2 separate regions of the Homo sapiens genome follow, and region 1 is linked to region 2. The links are chromatin contacts, found by Hi-C or POLR2A ChIA-PET in ENCODE. All regions are on one chromosome and are shown on one strand. Each heading gives the region's core, a stretch centred on a gene start or an enhancer-like site at or near the end of the contact. The rest is flanking DNA. Distances are from core to core; before and after follow the strand shown.

The links. A loop is a pair of places that touch in the nucleus more often than their neighbours do. ChIA-PET counts read pairs that join two places held with the same protein, here RNA polymerase II (POLR2A). Pooled maps may share reads with other maps.
Region 1: a pooled map shows a loop between it and region 2 (2.9-fold over the local background). The contact joins the enhancer-like site here to the promoter of MYOZ3-AS1 in region 2. A Hi-C loop is called at or near these places in 3 of 50 pooled maps. POLR2A ChIA-PET finds 5 or more read pairs at or near these places in 4 of 52 experiments (GM10248, H1, PC-9 and 1 more).

The regions. Positions count from the first base shown.
Region 1 is chr5:150,787,932-150,794,617 of GRCh38, forward strand. The region is part of intron 1 of SMIM3 (small integral membrane protein 3); the gene reads left to right. Among named protein-coding and RNA genes, the nearest start is that of SMIM3, 13 kb to the left of the region's middle. RefSeq lists enhancers at 1,224-2,203, 2,204-3,182. Within about 2 kb of position 2,445, at least 22 of the 41 ENCODE cell types and tissues checked have a DNase peak (open chromatin) inside an H3K27ac peak, as active enhancers do; they include PC-9, where a contact is called at or near this core.
Region 2 is chr5:150,671,219-150,678,413 of GRCh38, forward strand. It overlaps MYOZ3-AS1 (MYOZ3 antisense RNA 1), which reads right to left and starts at 1,251. Exons shown (of 4, transcript NR_186487.1): 1 at 898-1,251. It overlaps MYOZ3 (myozenin 3), which reads left to right. Exons shown (of 7, transcript NM_001122853.3): 4 at 379-432; 5 at 537-690; 6 at 1,122-1,284; 7 at 5,489-7,195. The coding sequence ends at 5,657.

The sequences.
Region 1 (6,686 bases), core at 1,195-3,694, 120 kb after region 2:
AAGTACTTGACATATGAATAAATGAATGAATATCCTGGACAGAGTTACTTATCATGATAATACTGAACCAAAAATAAAAACAGTATTGTCCTGTCAGAGAGGAAAAAGTTGCTTGCTAGAGAGTCTGACGAGTAGATAACACAGGCTTGTTGCCTTGAATCCAGTTACCCTAAAACTATCAACTTGTAGGAAATTTTAATTTATGAAATTTATATAATTTTTATATAACTAGAAAACTTGCCAAATGGTGGGATTGGCCGAAACAATGATTCTTTCTTTTGCAAAAAGAACTTTTAATTGCTTAAGAAAAGTGGTCCCAGAAGTAAAATTTGATGTTTCCTAATCAGGCAGTAGGGCTTCCCTTTGCCTGCCTAAACTGGATCAAGTGGAGTACTTAAAAGAGGGGATGAATTTTTACCTTTGGAAAAGTAAAATTTGACCAGGTGCGGTCACTCTCCTTTGGGAAACTGAGGTGGGCGGATCACTTGAGGCCAGGAGTTCAAGACCAGACTGGGCAACATGGCAAAACCTTATCTCTACAAAAAATACAAAAATTAGCCAGGTGTGGTGGCGCACACCTGTAGTCCCAGCTACTCAAGAGGCTGAGGCACAGGTTTGCTTGAACCTGGGAGGTACAGGATGCAGTGAGCTGAGATCACGCCACTGCACTCCAGCCTGGGCAACTGAGCGAGACTGTGTCTCAAAAAAAAAAAAAAAAGAAAAAAAAGAAAAAAGTTTTTTTCCTCTTTCGTAGAAACTACATTGCTTTTCCCCCCACCTTATATTTGGTCTTGTTAGTGGACACAAAATAGTCATTTTGGGATTGTTGACTTTTCCATTGAATTGGCTAAGTTACTTAACCCCTATGGACTGAGGAGGAGCAATGATGTGTCCAGTTCACAGGGCTGGTGGTATAGGGCCTGTGATCTGATGGGATGGCATGTTTGGTGCTAGTGGCTTTTCTGCTGGTGAGCTCAGGGTGGTTTCCGTGCAGTTTCTTAGACAAACTTATATTGAACATATGTCAAAGTTTATTATTTGTTAAGGAGGCAAATAGCAGATAAAGTATGCTGGTTCAAAATAATGAGAGTTTAGACCTGATTGATGTTTTACTTCCTATGGTTATAAAAACATCATATTCTTATCAGTGATAGGCATAAATTTGTGACATAAATGGTTTGGGCCATATCCAACATGAACCATTAATAAGAAATATCAAGCAATATATCTGTGAGGCAAATGATAAATTAATCTATGACTATTATATTAGACATACCAAGAAACAAGGTTTTATGCACTCATGACAGAGAGGTCAAATAGAAGTCAGCTAGGAGAAGCTTAGAGTCCTGCTTTTTCTCAAGCAAATATTTCTAGTGTGCAATTAAAGATGCTGAAGATATGGTTTGCTTAGCTCTTATTTGGGAGACAAAATTTTTCTTTGACAGTAGGGAGAGGTGGAAGCGACTGGAACCCATGTTACATGGGGAAGAACAGTGCAGCAAAGGACACGTTTGAGTTTCGAGAAGAGTGAAACAGGGAGATAGAGCTCCCTGTGCCCTCTGACACCCGACTACTTCTATGGCCAGCCTTAGAATCTTGGAACAGTAGCTCTGGAAGGGCCCTTGGAGAACATTGCAACTTGTGGCTTTCACACTATGTTCTGAGGAGCCCAGGGGGTCGAGGGGAAACTGAATAGTAGCACTGCCCTACCAAGTAAGCCCGCTGCACTGAGCAGGCATGCCAAAGGACAGCTGGGAAAAGTTTTTTCCAATTTTTTCAGTTAGAAGAAAGAACCGACTTTAATTTCGTAACATGCAAAGTTTGTGTGTTATGGTGTAGTATTATTTTTAGTTTGAATTGCATATGTGAAGGGGGTGGGCACCCTCATCTCTAGTGCTTAGGGTCTCTGAGGATAATGTATTCAGCTCTGCTGGGTAGGTAGGACTGCACGCTTCCCCTGCCAGGCCCCCACTTTCCAGGCTCTACTAGAGCAGCCTTACTTTAGCTGTTGGGTATTGGGGTTAGAATAACAATTTCATTTGCAAAAGAGTAATATTAGTACAGTCTAGGATACAGGTTACAGAAGAATTTCATTTATTCATCTACTTGTTCTGTTTTGTTTTAGTTAGGGGCAGCGACACGATCAGATCTATGTATTTGAATGATTATTCCCTTAAGGAGTAAGACTGCAGGAGGGAGAAGACCCCCTGGACCTCAGTTTCACCATCTGTGAAATGGCACTCATTCTAGCTTTAATGTTCCAGGATTCTTGATTGTGGATGAGCCCCGAAGCCTGAGTTCCTGTATCTTACAGGCTTTGCTTATGAAAATCAGCCAGGGTGATTACGTCTTCCTGGCATTTGAAGTCAGGAAGACTGTTTGATGTTAAAGGGTTTACAGGAAAGGACTCTTGTGGGGTTCCTTTAGTCTAAGGCAGCTAGCTGTTGATGTAGTCAGGAGACCACAAAGAATGATTTATCCCGCCCCCGGTCCTCTAACAGTTTCAGTCTCCTGTGACTCATGCTTCTGTGTCTTAGACCTTGGGGAAAGTTACTCCATTTCCTAGGCTGAGACAGGGCCAGCCTGTGCTTCTGTCTCCTCTGCAAGCTCGGCAGATAATCCTATGGCCCTGGGGAGCTTTGTCAGAGGCTTCTCCTTCATCTGGGAACTTGCCCAGATCTGCCCAGCCTGGCTGCAGAGCACCTGGGAATCAATTCCCAAATCTTAATGCCAGAAAAGGCCTTAGGGGTCTTAAAGATTTGTTGAGTCCAGAGGTTCCCAAATCTGGCTGCACGTTGGAATCACCTGGACAATGGGAAAAAAGGGCTCCTCCTCATCCCCTTTGAGTCTAATTCAGTATGTATGGATTGAGACCCAGAAATCAGTGTTCTTTTATACTGTCTTAAGGTCACTTACCATGGTATGTGGCATTTGGTGACTGCTGATCTAGTCTCATCTCTTAATTTTATTTGATTTTAAAATTGTATATGTGTGTTTTTACTTTTTAAGATGGAGAATTATTAAGACAAAAACAAAAAAAAAGCCTCTTTGCCCCCTTAACCCAGTTGGCATAAAAAATTAGAAGTAATAAATGCTCATGTTGAGAAAATTCAAACGGCATAAAATCATGTTTTATGAATGAAGAATGAAAAGCAAAACCTCTTATTCCTAGTCCAGCTCCCGAAAAGGTAACCACTATTAACACTTTCTTGAGAGTACACTCAGAAAGTAATTTTCCTGTATATATCCTCGCCTATTTCCCTACTTAATTCTACAAAATCTGAACCAAAGGAATCATCCTATACACAAGTGTTCTGCACTTTATTTTTATTTTTTCCACTTAAAACTTTTGGAGTTCACTACAGATCAGATTCCTCTTAAATGACTAATAAATAAATTAATTTTTTTATCTCAGTACTTATTTATTCCTCCTGCCTAACTGAAACATAATACCCTTTGACCAGTATCTCCCCATTCCCCCGACCTTCCAGCCTCTGGTGACCACCAGAGGCTTTGCTTTCTGCTTCTATGGGTCTGATATTTTTAGCTTCCATATATAAATGAGAACTTGAGATATTTGTCTTTCTGTGCCTGGCTTATATCCTTTAGCATAATGTCCTCATGTTCATCTATGTTGTCACAAATGGCACTAATTTCCTTCTTTTCTAAGACTAAATAATATTCCATTGAGTATATGCCACATTATCTCTATCCATTCATGGTTAATAGACACTTAGGTTTATTCCATAACTTGGCTCTTGTGAATAATGCTGAAATAAACATGGGAGTGCAGAAATCTCTTTGACATACTGATTTCAAATCCTTTGGTTATATGCCCAGAAGTGAGATTACTGAGATCATATAGTGACTCTATTTTCAATTATTTGAGGAACCTCCATTCTGTTTTTCATAGTAGCTGTATTAATTAAGTAAATTAATATTTGTAATGCATTTGGAACAATGATTGATGTGGAGTAAGTACTATATACTTGTTAAATGAATGAATGAATGGGTGAGTGAATGAATACATGAAAATTGTTGCATGGCATCCCATTATACAGATATACCCTTCTTTATTTTACTATTAGTGGACACTTGTTGTGTCTGTTGCCTTAACAAATAATGCAGAAAGTAACATCCTTGTATGTATTTCTTGGGTACTCTCCTTTGGGTATGGTGATCAATACCTTACTTAGGGTGGCAACAGTGGACATGGAGCCAAGGGCATTAGAAAGGAAAAGTTAGTGATTAGATAAGAATAGGAAATAGGATTGCAATTAGGAATTTTGCTTGGAACCTAGAATCACAGAATTATCGACCTTACATTTGAAAGGACCTGCAGGAGATAGTTCCAGCCTTGTGCCCTCTGGGCAGGGAATGTATTATATCGATGGTTCCCAAGCTGAGCACTGAAGTGTCCTGGGAGCCCCAGTGAACTCACTAGAAGGAGGGGAGTGCTGCAGGATGTTTAAGATTTTTGACAGAAGTAGTGATATTTGACAACATCTCTCAGACACTTTACAAATGATTAGCTTAAGATAGTTCACAGTTTAACACTAATCTTACTACATGCCTTTTGTTAATGTTATAATTTATGAAGTTGATTAAAAAAATTATTTTTGAGATAGGGTCTTGCTCTGTCACCCAGGCTGGAGTGCAGTGGTGTGATCATGGCTCACTGTAGCCTGGACCTCCTGGGCTCAAGCAATCCTTCCACCTCAGCCTCCCAAGTAGCTGGGACTACAGATATAAGCCACCATGCCAATCTAATTAGCATTAAATTAGATTAAATTAGAATTAAAATCTCACTATATTGCTCAGGCTGGTCTTGAACTCCTAGGCTCAAGCAATCCTTCCACCTTGGATTCCCAAAGTGTTGGGGTTATAGGCGTGAGCCATTGCACCCAGCCTGAAGTTGATTTTTTGGTGGTTGCATGGTATGGCAAGTACTGGGCAAAAATTAATGTGAAATAATAAGTGAGGATGGCATTGTCCAATATTATTCCAAAGTTTGAAAAGTTACACAGTGTCCAGCAGGTGCATATATTCCATTAGTAACTAGTTAAGAATGAAATAAAAACTGTTTTTTTCAATTTGCGTGTATTTTTTTTTTTCAAACAGCTACTAAGTTGTTAGGCCATAAATACATATTAAGTTGTTTGATTGTGTCATCTATGATTTCTTTCAGCAGCGTTTTGTAGTTTTCCTTGTACAAAACACTGCTAAAAAGAAATCATAGATGATACAAACAAATGGAAACACATTCCATGCTCATGGATGGGTAGAATAAGTATTGTGAAAATAACCATACTGCCAAAAGCAATCTACAAATTCAACGCAATCCCCATCAGAATACCACCATCATTCCTCACAGAATTAGAAAAAACAATTCCAAAATTCATATGGAACCAAAAAAGAGCCTGCATAGTCAAGGCAAGACTAAGCAAAAAGAACAAATCTGAAGGCATCACACTACCTGATTTCAAACTACACTATGAGGCCATAGTCACCAAAATAGTATGGTACTGGTATAAAAATAGGCACATAGACTAATGGAACAGAACAGAGAACCCAGAAATAAACCCAAATACTTACAGCAAACTGACCTTCAACAAAGCAAACAAAAACATGCAATGGGGAAGTGACACCCTTTTCAACAAATGGTGCTGGGATAATTGGCTAGTCACATGTAGCAGAACGAAACTGGATCCTCATCTCTCACCTCATACAAAAATCAACTCAAGATGGATTAAGGACTTAACTCTATGACCTGAAACTATAAAAATTCTAGAAGATAACTTTGGAAAAATCCTTCTAGACATTGGCTTAGGCAAGGATTTCATGACCAAGAACCCATAAGCAAATGCAATAAAACAAAGATAAATAGCTGGAACCTAATTAAACTAAAGAGCTTTTTCATGGCAAAAGGAACAGTCGGCAGAGTAAACAGACAACCCACAGAGTGGAGAAAATCTTCACAATCTATACATCTGACAAAGGACTAATATCCAGAATCTACAACGAACTCAAACAAATCAGTAAGAAAAAACCAAAGAATCCCATCAAAAAGTGGGCTAAGGACATGAACAGACAATTCTCAAAAGAAGATGTACAAATGGTCAAAAACATATGAAAAAATGATCAACATCACTAATGATCAGGGAAATGCAAATCAAAACCACAATGCGATACCACCTTAATCCTGCAAGAATGGCCATAATAAAAAGAAAATCAGAAAACAGTAAATGCTCGTGTGGATGTGGTGAACAGGGAACACTTCTACACTGCTGGTGGGAGTGTAAACTAGTACAGCCACTATAGAAAACAGTGTGGAGATTCCTTAAATAACTAAAAGTAGGACTACCTTTTGATCCAGCAGTCCCACTACTGGGTATCTACCCAGAGGAAGTCATTATTCGAAAAAATACTTGCACATACATGTTTATAGCAGCACAATTCACAATTGCAAAATCATGGAACAAACCCAAATGCCCATCAATCAACAAGTGGATAAAGAAACTGTGAGATATACACATGATGGAATACTACGTAGCCATAAAAAGGAATGAATTAACAGCATTTGCAGTGACCTGGATGAGATTGGAGTCTATTATTCTAAGTGATGTAACTCAGGAATGGAACACCAAACATCGTATGTTCTCACTGATATGTGGGAGCTAAGCTAT
Region 2 (7,195 bases), core at 1-2,500:
CAAAACACCCGCCTTTGCTATGTGCCTAAGACAATGCTAGCTAAGCACTTTGCAGGTATCTCATTTAATGCTCATAGACCCCTCTGAGGAAGAGATCTTCATCACCATCATCCTCATTCTATCGAGAAGGACATTGAGGCTCAGGGAAATTAAGTATCTTGCCCGGACTCGGCATTACAATAGCAATTAACATATATCGAGTATTTCTCGGTCCCAGGCACTGGGTTTAGCGTTGTAAACTAGTAACTCATCCTTGTTCCCCGATGATGGGCGTTAGGATTCTTGCCTCCCCCCGACCTTTTTTTTTGGTGGAGGGAGAACCCTGGTCCCCTGCCCCGCTGAGCTTCTCTGCGGTTTATTCTACCCCCTCGTTCCCAGATGCTGGCCGGAAGCGCCAGGAGGAAGGTGACTGGAACAGCGGAGTCGGGGACGGTGAGCGTGGAGGGGAGCTCCCTGGAAGGGAAGCTGGGGGAAGGGGAGCGCGGCTGGGGGCGGGAGGTCGTCGGTGGCCTCTGAGAACCCGCCCCTGTGCCCAGGTTGCCAATGCCAATGGCCCTGAGGGGCCGAACTACCGCTCGGAGCTCCACATCTTCCCGGCCTCACCCGGGGCCTCACTCGGGGGTCCCGAGGGCGCCCACCCTGCAGCCGCCCCTGCTGGGTGCGTCCCCAGCCCCAGCGCCCTGGCGCCAGGTGAGTGGCCTCCTCGGGTCCCGGGACCAGGGCTGGGGGGCCTGAAGCATGGGTGTGCTCCCCATGGGGCAGGAAGAGCACCCAGAAGGCTAGTCCGCCCCCTTCCCCAACACACACGCGCACGCGCGCACTCCCCTCGCCAGACCACGAGCCGGAGGGGCGCCGCGCCCCAGGTCACACAGCGAGTCAGCCAAGGCCAAGACCAACCCGCGCTGCGAACTCGTGGCTTCCTCACTGCAGTCCTCCGTGTTTCCTGGGATGGGGAGGGGTCTCCTGTGCTGGAGCAACTGTGGCTTCCCATTCCCGCCGTCCTCTCCCCTAACTCCGATCTTCCCTCCTCCAACCGCGTCCGCGGAATGGGGGTGGGGCGAGGTGGGGTTGGGGGCTGAGGGTGGAAGAACGGAGGCGCTCCCTTCCCCCCGCGCCCCTAGGCTATGCGGAGCCGCTGAAGGGCGTCCCGCCAGAGAAGTTCAACCACACCGCCATCTCCAAGGGCTACCGCTGCCCTTGGCAGGAGTTCGTCAGCTACCGGGACTACCAGAGCGATGGCCGAAGTCACACCCCCAGCCCCAACGACTACCGAAATTTCAACAAGTAAGGCGGGGCGGGCAGCCCGGGGGACAGACCGGGAGGGGCGGGAAGCCAGTCACAGCCACAGCGGGAGCCTGCGTTTCCTGAGCACTTTCTGCAGGCCAGGCTCTGTCCCCAGCGCTTTCTATTCATTGACTGAGCTCTGGCTGGAACAGCGCCTCCGCACCTGGTAGGTGCTCAGTTAACGTGGGAGAAATGAAGAGTGAAGGTGCCGCACATCTTGGATATTCTCCAGGACATGGTGGGCGGGTGCTATGAGTTTTCCTGTTCTGCAGATGAAGAGGCTGCGGCTCAGGAATATGAACAACCCGGCCAAAGCCACAAAACAAGGAAGCACCGGCAGGGCCGGGATTCAGGTCTGGGTTTGTCTGACTCCAGAGCCCAGTGCCTTGTTCTCCATGGCTGCTGTGTGCTACCTCTTTGATGAACATCTAGATTTGTGTCCTTCTCTGAGGGGTCCCCAGATTTCAGCAGTTCGAGGCCAGCTCAGCTTTTCCTTTCACCAATGGCCTAGAAGAGGCCAACAAGGTAGCTTTGAGGCTGCCCCAAAGTGGAGAGTGGCAGTGAAACATTGGACGCCAGAGTGAGGGCCACAGCGCAGTGGCCTATATGGGTTTAGAGCGTGAGGCCTCCACGTGGACTTGAATGCAGACCCCAGGCCTGCCCGTGTTGACCTTGGGCAAGTGACTTAACCTCTCTGAGCCTCCATTGCCCCACCTGTAAAATGAGGGGTTTATAGTACCTGCTTCATAAAGTTGCTATGGAGATGACACGAGAAGCCATAGGTAAAGTTTCTGGCAAGTAAGACACTTGCAACAAACAATAGCTATTATTGTTGTTGTTGTTATTATTATTATTTGAGACGGAGTCTCACACTGTCACCCGGGCTGGAGTGCAATGGCGCAATCTCAGCTCACTGCAACCTCTTCCTCCTGGGTTCAAGCGATTCTCCTGCCTTAGCCTCCCTAGTAGCTGGGATTACAGGCGCCCACCACCGTGCCCGGCTAATTTTTTGTATTTTTAGTAGAGACAGGGTTTCACTATGTTGGCCGGGCTGGTCTCGAACTCCTGAACTCGTGATCCACCCGCCTTTGCCTCCCAAAGTGCTGGGATTACAGGCATGAGCCACCGCCCCCGGCGTATTATGATTATTATTTACAGCTGAGATGAAGTTTGGACAGGGGAGAGCTTGAAAGGGATACATTTACCATTCTGCACTGAGGGCCTGAAAACAAACCATAGGAATCAAGACAGGAGCTTGGCACTGGGGGAAGGCCTTGGGCTGAGGAGTGCATGTTAACTGCATTGGCTTCCTTGGTCTGGTGCTATTTTTGAATATGCTCCTCTGGTTTGGGCTGCATTTAGTGAGGAAAAGGGGAGTCCACAGAGAGGACGCCACGGTCCTGCTCTTCTGGCATTTGCTCAGACCACACGTGGAGACTGGGTCTGTCTAAGACAGACGGGTGGGCGCCAGAGCCTAGCTAGGCCTGGAAAATCAGCACATATGAGGAAGGGCTGAAGGAACTGGGGGTGATCTGCCTTGAGAAGAGACAGCTCCAGAGGGATGTGACTGCCCTCAAATATCTGAATAGGCAGAGACTTCCTGATGGGAAGAATTGGGCTTAGCATGCGCTGTGTGAGTCACGAGCCATTAACAGACATTCTGGAGTTCCCTGGCAGGCAGGACTGCCCTATCTCCTCCTGGGCCCTCAGACCCTGCCTGCCCAGTCATTTGAAACCTGCAGCAGACATTCAGTCCTGGCAGGCAGCTTCCAGGCTGGGCCACTCAGGTTGCATCTCCCACTGATCTCATGCCTCATGTATGACAGCAAGGCACATTCCCACCAGCAGAAAGAGGCTCTTAGGGAGCCCTGCATCCAGACCTCTTCTGAGGGAGAAAGACCAACTGAGGCATAGAGAAGAGAAACAGCAGTTTGGGTGGCCAAGATGTGCTCAGCTTCCAGGGTCCTGGGCTCCCAGTCAAGGGCCTGACTGTGGGCCTTGCATGGCTTGGACACCACCCAGCCTGTTCCTGTGAGGCCTGGCTGTTGCCACCAAAACTGGGGTGGTCCAGGCAGAAATGCTTTCCTGGCTGGGACTCAGGCCCTGGCTCAAGGTTTGTCTTTCCACCCCAGAGGCAAGCACTCTCCTCTTCCCACTGGTCCCAGGCTGCTGGAAAAACAACACAAGCAATGATTTTTATTTTTCTTAAAATTAAGAAACAGTATTAAGGCCGGGCGCAGTGGCTCATGCCTGTAATCCCACTTTGGGAGGCCGAGGGAGGCGGATCACTTGAGGTCAGAAGTTCAAGACCAGCCTGGCCAACATGATGAAATCTCATTTCTACTAAAAATACAAAAATTAGCTGGGCTTCTTGGCACACACTTGTAATCCCAGCTACTCAGGAGGCTGAGGTGGGAGAATCGCTTGAACCTGGGAGGCGGAGGTTGCAGTGTGCCGAGATCCTTCTACTACACTCTAGCCTGAGTGACAGAGCAAGACCCTGTCTCAAAACAAAACAAAACAAAACAACAAAAAAAAGTATTATTAAAATCACATACATAGGTTCTCTTTTAAAAAATGTTAGGCAAATAAATGTAGAGCCCCTTTGCTCACCATCCTCCAATCCCAGTTGCCTTCCCAAAGGTAACATGGTTGTCAGGCTGGCCTGAATGGGCTCAGAACATTTTGTGTGGGCAGCTGCATGCCTGTAGGGGGAATGGCGTTTGTGTGTGTGTGGGGGTGTGTGTGTTAATACTTTGCACTTCATTCTGTTAACTTGCTTTTTTTACTCAACATTACGCTTTCGAAATCTACCATACTAATACGTAGAGCTCTAGTTCCTTTTAAGCTGCTGTATAGTTTTCTTTTTCTTTTTTTTTCGCGGGGTGGAGCAGAGTTTTGCTTTTGTGGCCCAGGCTGCAGTGCAATGACACAATCTCAGCTCACTGCAACCTCTGCCTCTCAGGTTCAAGCAATTCTTCTGCCTCAGCCTCCCAGGTAGCTGGAATTACAGTCACCCACCACCATGCCCATCTAATTTTTGTGTTTTTACTAGCGACGGGGTTTCACCATGTGGGCCAGGCTGGTCTCGAACTCCTGACCTCAGGTGATCGGCCCTCCTCGGCCTCCCAAAGTGTTGGGATTATAGCCGTGAGCCACCGTGCCCAGCCTGCTGTATAGCTTTCTATCGTGTGAGCATGCTCTATCTGTCTTGCCCATTTCTCTGCTAGTGGACACGTGGGTTGTTTCTGGTTTGTCACTAATGTGCTGCTCAGGTCTGCATCCCAGTGCCTACGCGCCTGTGCTTTCCTAAGCCATATGCTCAGAGGTGAAGATGCGGGGTGACATAGTTCACACATTTCAGGTTAGAAAGATCCTGCCAAATTGTCTTCTGCGGTAGCAGCACTGGCTTACCCTCTAACCAGCAGCATGTGTGAAACTTTTCCCCCGCCATCTCACCAACTTTGCCCAGTTACCACATTATTTCATCGTGCCAGTGTCCTGGAGGAGAAATGGCATATCTGTTGTAATCTGCATTTCCCCCCTGATTTTCAGTGCTCTTTCTAATGCTCTCTTCTCTCTCTAGTTTTGGGCCTTTTGTCCTAAGGGGAGCTTACTGAAGGGGAGTCTAGAGTCTTGCCTAGGACAAGTCAATTCTGACTCCATCGGCTTCACTTCTATTGCTAAGCAACGAACCACCCAAGTAGGCGCAGACTTGGAAATGGGCAAAGTTGAAAAAAACCTCTTAAGATGTACAGAATTGCTGGGTGCGGTGGCTCACGCCTGTAATCCCAGCACTTTGGGAGGCCGAGATGGGCGGATCATGAGGTCAGGAGTTTGAGACTAGCCTGGCCAACATGGTGAAACCCCGTCTCTACTAAAAATACAAAAATTAGCCGGGCATGGTGGCACGTGCCTGTAATCCCAGCTACTCAGGAGGCTGAGGCAGGAGAATTGATTGAATCTGGGAGGCGGAGGTTGCAGTGAGCTGAGATCACCCCACTGCGCTCCAACCTGGGTGACAGAGCGAGACTCTGTCTCAAAAAAAAAAAAAAAAAAAAGATGTACAGAATCTTGCTGTATAGAAGGGAAAACTGAGGCTCAGAGAGCGGCAGGGAGGGGCCCATACATGGTGATCCACATGTCAGTGTACTGCTGTCCCTGTTCCACACAGCCCACCTCTCCTGCTGCTCTCTTTCTCCAGGACCCCGGTGCCATTTGGAGGACCCCTCGTGGGGGGCACTTTTCCCAGGCCAGGCACCCCCTTCATCCCGGAGCCCCTCAGTGGCTTGGAACTCCTCCGTCTCAGACCCAGCTTCAACAGAGTGGCCCAGGGCTGGGTCCGTAACCTCCCAGAGTCCGAGGAGCTGTAGCCCTAGCCTGAATCTTCAGTTCCCCAGTCTCGGGGGCCTGGTAACATCCGGAGCCAAGACTTGTGGACAGCACTTCACAGTTGAAGAAGGGCCTTCACACACAAAACCTGATTGCAAATGGCTTCAGAGGTCACCAAGTTCAGTCGTCCCAAAACATGGGTGTGTTTCAAAATTACCTGGGGATGTTGTTCCAAATCCAGACAACTGGACTGTCCCAGACTTGCAGCATCAGAGTCTCCTGAGTCGAGGAATCTGTATTATTAATAGCAACCAGGGCCGGGTGTCGTGGCTCACGCCTGTCATCCCAGCACTTTGGGAGGCCGAGGCAGGAGGATCACCTGAGGTCAGGAGTTTGAGACCAGTCTGGCCAAAATAGTGGAACCCCGTCGCTACTAAAAATACAAAAATGAGTCGGACATGGTGGTGCATGCCTGTAATCCCAGCTACTTGGGAGGCTGAGACAGGAGAATCACTTGAACTAGGAGGCAGAGGTTGCAGTGAGCCGAGATTGCGCCACTGCACCCCAGCCTGGACAACAGAGTGAGACTCCTTCTCAAAAGTAAATAAATAAATAGCAACCAGTACTCCAGGTGATTCCAGCATAACTTATCCATGGTTTGTGTCATTAGGAGTCCACATCCACACCTCTGCTCTTTCCTGTTCCTGTAGTGTACACTCCCCCGGTGACAGGGTGCTCACTGGCACCCCATCTTCCTGTGAATAACTCAAATAATTAGAAAATGTTCCTTTTACTGAGATGCAGTTGGTCTTCATCTATTCATGCTCTAAACAGTTCCTAAGCGCTGACTGTGCGCTAGACACTGCCAGGCCCGGGCCTCGAGGAGGAAAAGACAGTAGGGAAGACATTATAGAGCATGAAGTCACCATAATTTTCCCTAAAGCATGCTTATTGACAATTGAGGAACAAAGTGTTGTGGAGCAGAAGAAGGAGTCCCTCACCCTAGGTGTGAGATGGGATTCTGGAAGCTTCCTGAAGGATTTGAGTGGGACCTTGTGGGAGGCGTGAGAGTCCATGAAGGGGGTGTGAGGGGGAGGGTATTTCTGGAAAGTGGACCAGCATGTGCAAAAATATGGAACTGAGCACGGGTGCAGGGTGTTCTGCAGAAGGGAGAAGGCTGTGCTAGAGGAGCCAGTGAGGGCCAGCATGGGGTGGGCTTCACTAAGGAAATGGGGAAGGTTTTAGTGATGGGTCTTGCTGGGTGCTGTGTGGGGCGCATATTGGAGAAGGGTAATGCCAGAAGCCAGGAAGCCTGCAAGGGATGAGGCCATGGGAATGGAGAGAAGGGGCCACCCACTGGGCACCTAACAGGACAGGTGCAAAGTGGGGTGCTTATTAAGATTCCTTCTTTCCACTCCATTTTGAGCAGGCTGCTTAAAGTGGTGGTGATGATGATGATGATGATGGCAGCTTTATATCGAGTGCCTCAGTGCTTGGGCTGGTAGTAGTTTCTCTACATATCTTATTTCTAATTCTCAGAACAACCCTGAGAGAAAGATATTGTTGTCCCCACTTTACA